3 separate regions of the Mus musculus genome follow, and all the other regions are linked to region 1. The links are chromatin contacts, found by Hi-C or POLR2A ChIA-PET in ENCODE. All regions are on one chromosome and are shown on one strand. The core of a region is the stretch at or near the end of the contact, and the rest is flanking DNA. Distances in the headings are between cores, read along the strand shown. Region 1 holds the start of Tatdn2 (TatD DNase domain containing 2). Region 2 holds the start of Sec13 (SEC13 homolog, nuclear pore and COPII coat complex component). Region 3 overlaps Irak2 (interleukin-1 receptor-associated kinase 2).

Region 1 (2,851 bases), core at 150-2,649:
CACAGAGAGAGCCTGTCTTGAAAGAATCAAATCAAACCAAAACAACAAAACGACACCCCCCCCCCCAAAAAAAAAAGAAAAACCCCACAAACAAATAGAGATGGCTTCTGGGATGGTTAACCTTCACTGTGAACTTGGGTTAACAACCCTCTAGGAGTTAGATATGCTCTGGCTGTGACTAGGAGGGAGTTTACCGAGAGGATGAACTGAAGACAGAAGACTCTGAGTATGGGAGGTGCTATTCCATGGGTTTGGCTCCTGCATTGGGTAATTAAAAAAAAAAAAAAAAGTGAAGGCCAGCTGAGTGTGGAGAGCCTTTAGTTCTTGCCACCACAGCTGTTGGCCAAGAGCAGTCTGGGAATGAAGTAGTAGGACAAACTCTTTTCTTTACTGTTTTGGTTCTGGGGGGCGGGGGCATTTTAAGTGTCACAGGCTGGTCTGGAATTCCTGACCCTCCCCTCCAACACCTCCAGAGGGCTGCGATTACTTACAGACTTGTGTGACACCTGGGTAATTTGGTGATTAGGATCAAAAGCTTGCTTCTCCTGTAAGTGCTCTGCTATTGAGCTGCAATCATTACCTTTTCTGGGGTTGGTGTGGGAAGGTTTGAAACAGGGTCTCAAGAAGTTAGGAGGTGACCTTGAACTCTGGATCCTCTGTCCTACGGCTCTCTTGATGTGGGGTTATATCTCTTCTTTTCTTTCTCTCTCTCTCTCTTTTTTTTTCTTTTCTTTTGATCTCACTCGGAAGCCTAGGTTGATCGGAACTCATTAGCTATCCCAAACTGGCTTCGAACTCAGCAGTTCCCCAGCCTCAGCGACCCAAATGGAATTACCAATGTGAGCTACTATGGCTGCTTCAGGCACCTCTCTGTTCTCCCCACCCCCCGCTATTAAAATTTTTTTAGTTGTAGTCAGGTTCTAAAACGTCTAGGCTGGACTTTGTCAATCGTCCTGCCTCTTCTTCCTGAGCAGTTGGTTTTACAGGTCTATCCGGCAGGCCTGGTTCTGTTTTTTGTGTGTGTATGGCTTGTGCCTGCTAACCCCAATTCCGTCACTTTCTGGGTGTGTCGCTTGGTTTTTATCGAGCCACAGTTTCCTGCGTTGTTTTTTTTAAAAAAAAAAAAAAAAGGGGGAGGGGGGATGGGTGAGTAGGTGAGTGAGTGACAATGTTTGGCACGCGCGTCCGGTACCAAGAGGCCCGCCAAGTTACCCTCCATCGGTATTTTCGGCTCCCGGGCGTCCCCAGCAGGCCCTTCGCGCGGATCCAGGGCCACGTGAGAAGCTCCGCCACATATCGCTCCCAACCAACCACAGAGCTTCGTGAGGCGTAGGGGCACGCCCCAGAACGTCGGACCAACAGGCGCGCTCCGTCTTGCCCGAAGTCACGCCCCTCTCCCGTTGGAGCAATCGGCGCCGTCCCTGACGCCGGCTCCGCCCCTGCCGCACGCCGGCCGCCGGCCGCTGGGCAGGTTCCGCGGAGCTGACGCCGAGGTTGCGAAGTAGGCGGCGGGGCCGAGGCCTTGGATGAGGGCGCGGTGCGGCGCTGGGCCGGGTCAGCTGGAGGAGCGGAGGTGACTTCCGGCGCGCGGCTCCGGAGGCCAGTGGCTCCCTCAGGCCCGGGGCGGGACGGGGCGGCGGGAGGCGAGCGGCCACCCCGCCCGCGGCCCGCCCTTGGCGTCCGGGGCCTGCGGGCGCGTGCGGCCCAAAAGGCGGCTCCGCACGCGCTCGGCCCCCCGCGCAGGGCTTCGGAAGGCAGACCGCTGCACCGCGCCGCGCCGCGCCGGAAGCGCCTCGGCGTCTCGGGAGTGGCGCGCTGTTGACAGCCGCGCTCGCGGACTTGGGCTGCGCGTTGTTCGGGCTCGGCGCTCGGCCCGCGGACGCTTCTCGGAGCGCTGTGGCGTCCCCGAAGCCCGTAGCACTGGAATGGGCAGACGACAGGAACGGGAAAGGTCAGTGGGGCCGATTCCCGCCGTTGCCCTAGCGGCTTCCCGGCGGTGTGAGGCGAGCAGCCGCCAAGGCTGCTGCTACAATCGTCGTTCCTCTGTCCCTGGCAGGTGCCCATGGCGTCGGAGCGGCGCAAGGTCAAGTATCACTGGGGCAGCACGTCGGAAGGGTGTCCCAGCAAGCGCAGCCGCCCCCGGGAGCCCGGCAATGTGGCCCCCTCCAGCCGGCCAGGTCGCAGGTGTGCGTCGCGTCCTCGAGGGGCCAGCAGCCCCCAGCGTCTGAAAGTCCGGCGCGGGGACGATGTGGCCCGCGCTCCTCGGAGCTCAGTCCGCCGTCGCACCTCCTCTTCCTCTTCTTCGTCCTCTCTCTCTTCGGGCTCAGGTGTGGGTGAGGCCGCTTCCCCTGGCTTCCTGATTGCGAGCCCTCGGAGACTATTTACGTCCAAGGGGTCCCCTCTGCACCCTGCCCACTCCTCTCTAGAAGAAATGGCTTCTCTACGGAAGGAAGCTTGTAGCGTTAAGGTACGTGGCAGCGACGTCTGGCAAACAGTGAAGTCCCTTGCACGTGGTTTGAGGGGTGGAGAGAAGACATTTGGTGGGAAGAGAATAAAAATTAGATCTTTCCTGTGGAGGGCCTGGTGTGTGTGTGGGGGGGGGCGAGGGGGAGGGTGTTGAGGGGTAGAGCTCAGTATGGAGGGGGTTTTCAAACTTGGTGGCATTTGGAACTACTAGGAAAGCCTGATAATGGTTGTGGTCTGCCATCCCAGAGAGAGTGATTATAGATAGTTTGGAGGGATCTCTGCAACCTTCGAGTGATTGTAAATGGACAGTGGAACTGGAGGATCAGCACAATGGAAGGTGGAATAATGCCCAGGAAAGATGATGTAGATTTCGGTCAATTTATAG
Region 2 (2,700 bases), core at 135-2,634, 44 kb after region 1:
GGAGGATCAAGAGGGTGGATCAAGAATTCTCCAACAGCCTGGGCTATTTTTTCAGAAAGGTAGACCCTGGGAGAGTACGGCGGCAAGGCATTCAGAAGGCACACACTGAATAAGTAAGTGTGTTTCCTTGAGAATCTTAAATGCTCTGAAAAGTGTCGGCAAAGATTAGAGAAAGAGGAGCAGCACCTGCCTGGAGACAATGACATTTTCCCGTGAGCATTGGAGAGGCACCAGGAGCAATCAATTATAGTCAACAGAAAAACTAATCAATTTAAGGTGGCAGTGAAGAAAACACCCTTACCAAAACCACACTGCTGGCAACAATCTTATCTACTAATCCTCTAACCCCCTCCCCCAACACACACCAATATAAGGTGGGTGATGTGACCAAGAATTCCCCACAATCCCAACTGGCTCAAGGAAAAGTAATTTTCTATTGGTGACCCACAGGACTTTGGAAAGCTGGCATCCTTATGACCATTCTTAACCAGCAGCCATGGGTTATGATCCACACTTTGGGATGCTATGTATTTTAAAGCTCTTGGAGCAGTCCTCCGGAGCATCTTATAAGGACACTTATGCGCTTGCTGGAACACAGTAAGAAGCTGCACTCAAAACAGTTCAGCTCATCAGAATCACACCAGGTACAAACTTAGAATGAACCTGTGTATGAGTCTCCAACTTGGCAACAAAAGAGCCAAAGGCCAACAGAAGGAGGCAGCTCCTTGCACCGCTGCGCCAACCAGGGTCTAAGACTTCCAGAGTTTCATTCCCTTAGTATTATACGGAGTGGGGTGCGGTGAAAGACATACCACAGAGGCCATGTAAATTCAAAAATAAGAAACAGAAATAAAAAGCTGAGACGATGCCCTGGAGTCACTCAGCTAGGCCTGTCATCAGTTTCCCGAAGGGACCATCACACATGGGAGTCCTGTGTCCAAGCAACTGATCCCTCCACCTCCTTTGCTGAGGTAGTGGGTGGCAGGGCGAATGATGAGGAGAATTTGGATCTTAGCTTGCCACTGCCTAGCCCAAGTGTTGATGATAGTAGCATCTGCTCCGCAGGCTACGCGCAGGCAGAGGATGTGAGCGATCGTGGGAACGCACTAAGGGCTTGTCAGGCAGTAGATCCTATGATAGCTTTGGCTGTTTTTCCAATTCTGGAGGACAAGACACGAGACGGGCAGGAGGTGGGCTCGCAGCCCGGGCCTATGAGTTCCGGAAGGCCCAGTGGCCTTGCCTTAAATTCCCGCTCCGAGACCCAGAGAGAGGCAGGACAAGCAAACTTTGAGGACGTAGAGGTGGTCTGTCTCAAAGCCACGACTATCGCAGGGATCGCGACACTTACCATAGCTGCAGCAGCGGCGACCCACGGCCTCGGACGTGGCAGCTCAAAACGCTTCACTTCCGGTGCCGGCCCGCAGCCGGCAGGCTGTCACCCAGGATCTTCCGGTCAGCAACACACTCGACTCACACAAAGGTTCCGCGTCTTCTGGATCCTCGGCCCCGCCCTCCTGCAGTTCTGCCTTTATCTTGGCTACTGTTGGGCTCTGGTTGCTGTGGCGACCCTAATCCAGGGATTTTATGATTTGAAGCCGTCGCTAGCAGGTTTTTTATTTAGACTAAGTTTTTTCTGGTTCCTGAGATGCATACATAAAATGACTAGTCATTATAGCTTCACTCTCCTTTTCTGCGGGTTCCGGGTCCCACTGGCTTATCATGACCATCGTAGAGGTTAATTTCTCAAGTAGACTGGGCTAGTGCTTTGTTAGGTCTTGCTTAAGTTTCTTTCCATTTAATTTGATGTTGACTATTGGCTTGCTGTATATTGCCTTATTATGTTTAGGTATGGTCCTTGTATCCATAATCCCTTTAAGACTTTTAACATGAAGGGGTATTGGATATTGTTAAGGGCTTTTTCATCATCTAATGAGATGATCATGTGGGCTTTTTTCAGTTTGTTTATATGGTAAATTACGTTGATGGATAAAGCAATTCCACTAAATTCAGGGACAAGACAAGGCTGACCACTCTCTCACTATCTATTCAACATAGTACTTGAAGTTCTACCTAGAACAAAAAGACAATTAAATGAGATCAAGGGGATACAAATTGAAACGGAAGAAGTCAAAGCTTCATTGTTAGTTGATATGATAGTATACAAAAATGCACCAGCTTTCTTAAGGGATGGCAAGCAGAGAGTCTCAAGTCCCTGGGAGTCTGACTGTTTCAAGGGAGAACAACTGGAACCTCCCCAAACTCTTGTTTTTAGCTTTGGTGCTTACACAGCACTGAAAGGGGAACACAGAGCCCCAGGGCAGCTCCTCAGATGCACGTGGTCACATTTCCCCACCACACTTAGAAGCCAAGTGGCCCAGAGTAGAACCTCCACTCCCATTAGCTAAATCCTTTGCTGGGCAGTGGTGGCGCATGCCTTTAATCCCAGCACTTGGGAGGCAGAAGCAGGCAGATTTCTGAATTGAAGGCCAGCCTGGTCTACAGAGTGAGTTCCAGGACAGCCAGGGCTCTACAGAGAAACCCTGTCTTGAAAAAAAAAATCTTTCTGGTCGTATGTTGAAACTGGGATTGAATACCTTGGCTGAAGATAGCTACCAGCAAGATGCCAAGACTCAAGGAGTGTGAAGGCTTTTTGGAGAGGGGCCTGGAGAGTGGCAGCCTTATATCATGACACCGCCCTCA
Region 3 (2,878 bases), core at 177-2,676, 43 kb before region 1:
TGTGGCTCTCCTCTCCAGCTTCTGATGACCCAGTGGATCTCAACCAGAAAGAGGTTATCCGCACTCCCTTGCCCACCAGTGTACCCACAATTCATTGCTAGGATGGAACAGGAAGCCACAGTCCAAGTAGCTGCTTGCTCTAGCAGTCAGTGATTCCAGCAGGACCTGTCCATTGCCTGCTGCAATAGCGGTCCTCACCAGCCATTCTGCAGTCTCTGGGCATCTGTTTCACCTGGAACCTTGGCAGGGTAGTTTGGATGGGGCTGAGGAGTAGATATGATTGCCCGGGTAAGCCTAGGTCTCATGGCGCATTTGTCTAGTGGGGTAGATAGACAGTAATGATTGAACACACATAAACACAGTCAATAGCAACACATGCACTCGAAGGAACATGCACTGGGTGGGGAGGCCGGCTGAGAGAGGGAGATGGGAAGGGCAGCTGAAGGAAGGGCCTACTTGGTCGTGTCTAGGCAGAGGGCACAGCATACTCACAGAGGCTGGGGTGGGCAGGAGGCATGTATGAAGACCAAGAGAGGCCTTTGACTTTCTGATCCTCCTGCCTCAATCTCTCAATTCTGGAATTACAGGTGTGCACCGCCACACCCAGATGATGGAATGCTGGGAATCAAACATGGGGCCTATGGCTTGCTGGGCAAGCATGCTCCCCATATTATTATTATTATTGTTGTTGTTGTTGTTACTATTATTATTTTATTGGTTCTTCAAGACAGTTTTTTTTTTTTTCTGTGTAACAGAGCCCTGGCTGGCCTGGAACTTGATATGTAGACCAGACTGGCCTGAACTCACAGAAATCTGCCTGCCTCTGCCTCCCTCCTGAGTGCTGGGATTAAAGGTGTGTGTGTATGTGTGTGTGTGTGTGTGTTTATTGTTGTATTAGCAGTTTTTCTCAGGGCTTTAACAAAATCCCAACAAAGCAGCTGGAGGAAGGAAGGAAGGAAGGGCTTTTTTGGCTCCAAGTTTGAGACCTGTACCTGGGACCTGGGATGCTGGTCACACTGCATCCACAGACATGAGAGCTGGTGTTCAGCGCCTGTGTGTGTAGTCTACGACCCCAACGTAAGGGGCGGTGCTGCCCGCATGCTGATGTGTCTTTATACCTCAATTAACCTAAATCAGAAAGCCCCTCACACGTACACCCAGAGAAAGGTTTGCCTCCGTGGTGACTCTAAATCCCACCACGTTGACAAGACCAACTTATCAAATGAAAATGTACTGGTCCCATGTAGCTGAGGGGTTCTGCCTGTCAACTGAGTAGGGGGAGACCCGCGGGGGTCTGAAGGGATGTGAGAGGTGACTAAGCATTTCTCTCCCATTGGCCGCTGCCATCTTCCTGTCAGGTTTTTGTGGATTTCTTGTTGTGGGTGTTGAGGTGGGATGCTCACACAGTAGGGAAGAGCAGCGTGGCCGAGCTCTAACCCCGTCTGGAATTTTCTCGATGAGCTTTGTTGTTTTCTGGACGACATGCTTGTGCAACTCTAACTGTTCAGACTCTGGCTTTGGCGTGTGAGCCAGAGTCACTTCCTTCCTGGATCAGGGCTCTGTGGACAGGGGACTTTGGGTGGCTGTTGAGCAAAGTAGAGAAGTGTGACCCCTTCCTCTTCATAGAGCCCAGGCTGCACGCATGTAGGTGAGAGGGCTCCCATGTATAGTCTAAGAGTTTCTGTGTTTGCCCTCTCTAATGTTTTCACAGCCTCAGGGAGCAATAGAGTGTGGATCAGGATCATCTCCCTGTGGCATCAGGGACCTGTCCTGGAAGCTGTCACTGTATCAGGCTGAGACATCAGGGTCTATGAACCCAAAATAATGGGACTTAGCACCCAGTATGTCCCAGCAAGCACCTTTCCTCATGAGTTTAGTTACTCCCATTTTATAGCTGTGGAAACTGAGACTTGCCCAAAGCCACTTACCTTGTAAATGGCTAAGATACAAACCGAGGTCAGCTTGACCTTAATCTGTATTTGGGTAGGTCGTTAGGTTAAGTCTCAAGTTTCCCCTTTGGGGAATCGGGCATCTTTAGGTATGGTGGCACTCAAGAGGTGGAGGCAGGAGGATCAGAAGTTCAAAGCTGGTCTTGGCTACATTGCCGTCATCCTTGGGTACAAGAGACCCTGTCCCACACTTCAAAGGAACAAGTGTCTCAGCCTCTGTTTACTCTGTTTTTATAGCAGGAAGCTTCAAAAAGGTGGCCGCTGTTTTTTTTTAGGGTGCTGATGCTAGTGTGGGGCAGGTCACCTGATTTCCTTCCCCGAACTGATCCTTCTACAGTCGCTGTGGGTTTGGAGAGTGGTGGGAGAGCACATAGGGGGGCATGTGCCGCACAATTAAACTGGGGCACAGGGGGTTCACCTGTCAGGCTGTGACTGTGAACCATGCTGTGGTCACCCGGCTCCTCTAAGTGAGAAGGCTCAGCTGTCCTCAGTGTTTTCGTGAGTCAGTGCCAGATGCGTCAGAGGCGTGACCTAATCGCGCCCCCCTCCCCCCAAGATGAGCTGCAACATGCGAAAGGACAGCTCCTGTGTCCTTGACTTGGGGTCGCTGTGACAGGGGAGGCAATGGAAGAGACTCGTTGGCTTTTTGTTCCTGGTTAGCTGGGACCTTGCCTTCAATGGCTTCAATCTAATTGCAAGGGAGACTGGGATATGAGAGGGGCAAGTGGGTCACAGCTCCAGGTGACATCGGTTCAAGGGGATTTTGGCAAGGTTCCATCTAACCCTCCAAAGCCCCACACAGCCTCACTCCTGCCCAGTTTTTTGACCTTACCTCTACCATCTATCTGCCTCTTCCTTCAGCCCAGCCACTAAGGTCTTTCTTTCTTTGATGAAACTTATCAAAATGCCCCAGGACCTTTGCACATGCT

What was found. A loop is a pair of places that touch in the nucleus more often than their neighbours do. ChIA-PET counts read pairs that join two places held with the same protein, here RNA polymerase II (POLR2A).
Region 2: a loop to region 1 is called in a map of heart, with 2.9 times the contacts of the local background. The contact joins the promoter of Sec13 here to the promoter of Tatdn2 in region 1. A Hi-C loop is called at or near these places in 5 of 37 maps with a recorded cell type or tissue (heart and left cerebral cortex). POLR2A ChIA-PET finds 5 or more read pairs at or near these places in 4 of 5 experiments (Patski and embryonic stem cell).
Region 3: POLR2A ChIA-PET joins it to region 1 with 45 read pairs in Patski. The contact joins the enhancer-like site here to the promoter of Tatdn2 in region 1. A Hi-C loop is called at or near these places in 2 of 37 maps with a recorded cell type or tissue (both left cerebral cortex). POLR2A ChIA-PET finds 5 or more read pairs at or near these places in 4 of 5 experiments (Patski and embryonic stem cell).

What each region holds. Positions count from the first base shown.
Region 1 is chr6:113,695,651-113,698,501 of GRCm38, forward strand. It overlaps Tatdn2 (TatD DNase domain containing 2), which reads left to right and starts at 1,400. Exons shown (of 8, transcript NM_001347356.1): 1 at 1,400-1,951; 2 at 2,057-2,467. The coding sequence starts at 2,063.
Region 2 is chr6:113,739,297-113,741,996 of GRCm38, forward strand. Sec13 (SEC13 homolog, nuclear pore and COPII coat complex component) reads right to left here and starts at 1,385. Exons shown (of 9, transcript NM_024206.4): 1 at 1,349-1,385. The coding sequence starts at 1,351.
Region 3 is chr6:113,652,770-113,655,647 of GRCm38, forward strand. All of the region lies in intron 2 of Irak2 (interleukin-1 receptor-associated kinase 2), which reads left to right. Among named protein-coding and RNA genes, the nearest start is that of Irak2, 16 kb to the left of the region's middle. Within about 2 kb of position 1,427, at least 1 of the 3 ENCODE cell types and tissues checked has a DNase peak (open chromatin) inside an H3K27ac peak, as active enhancers do.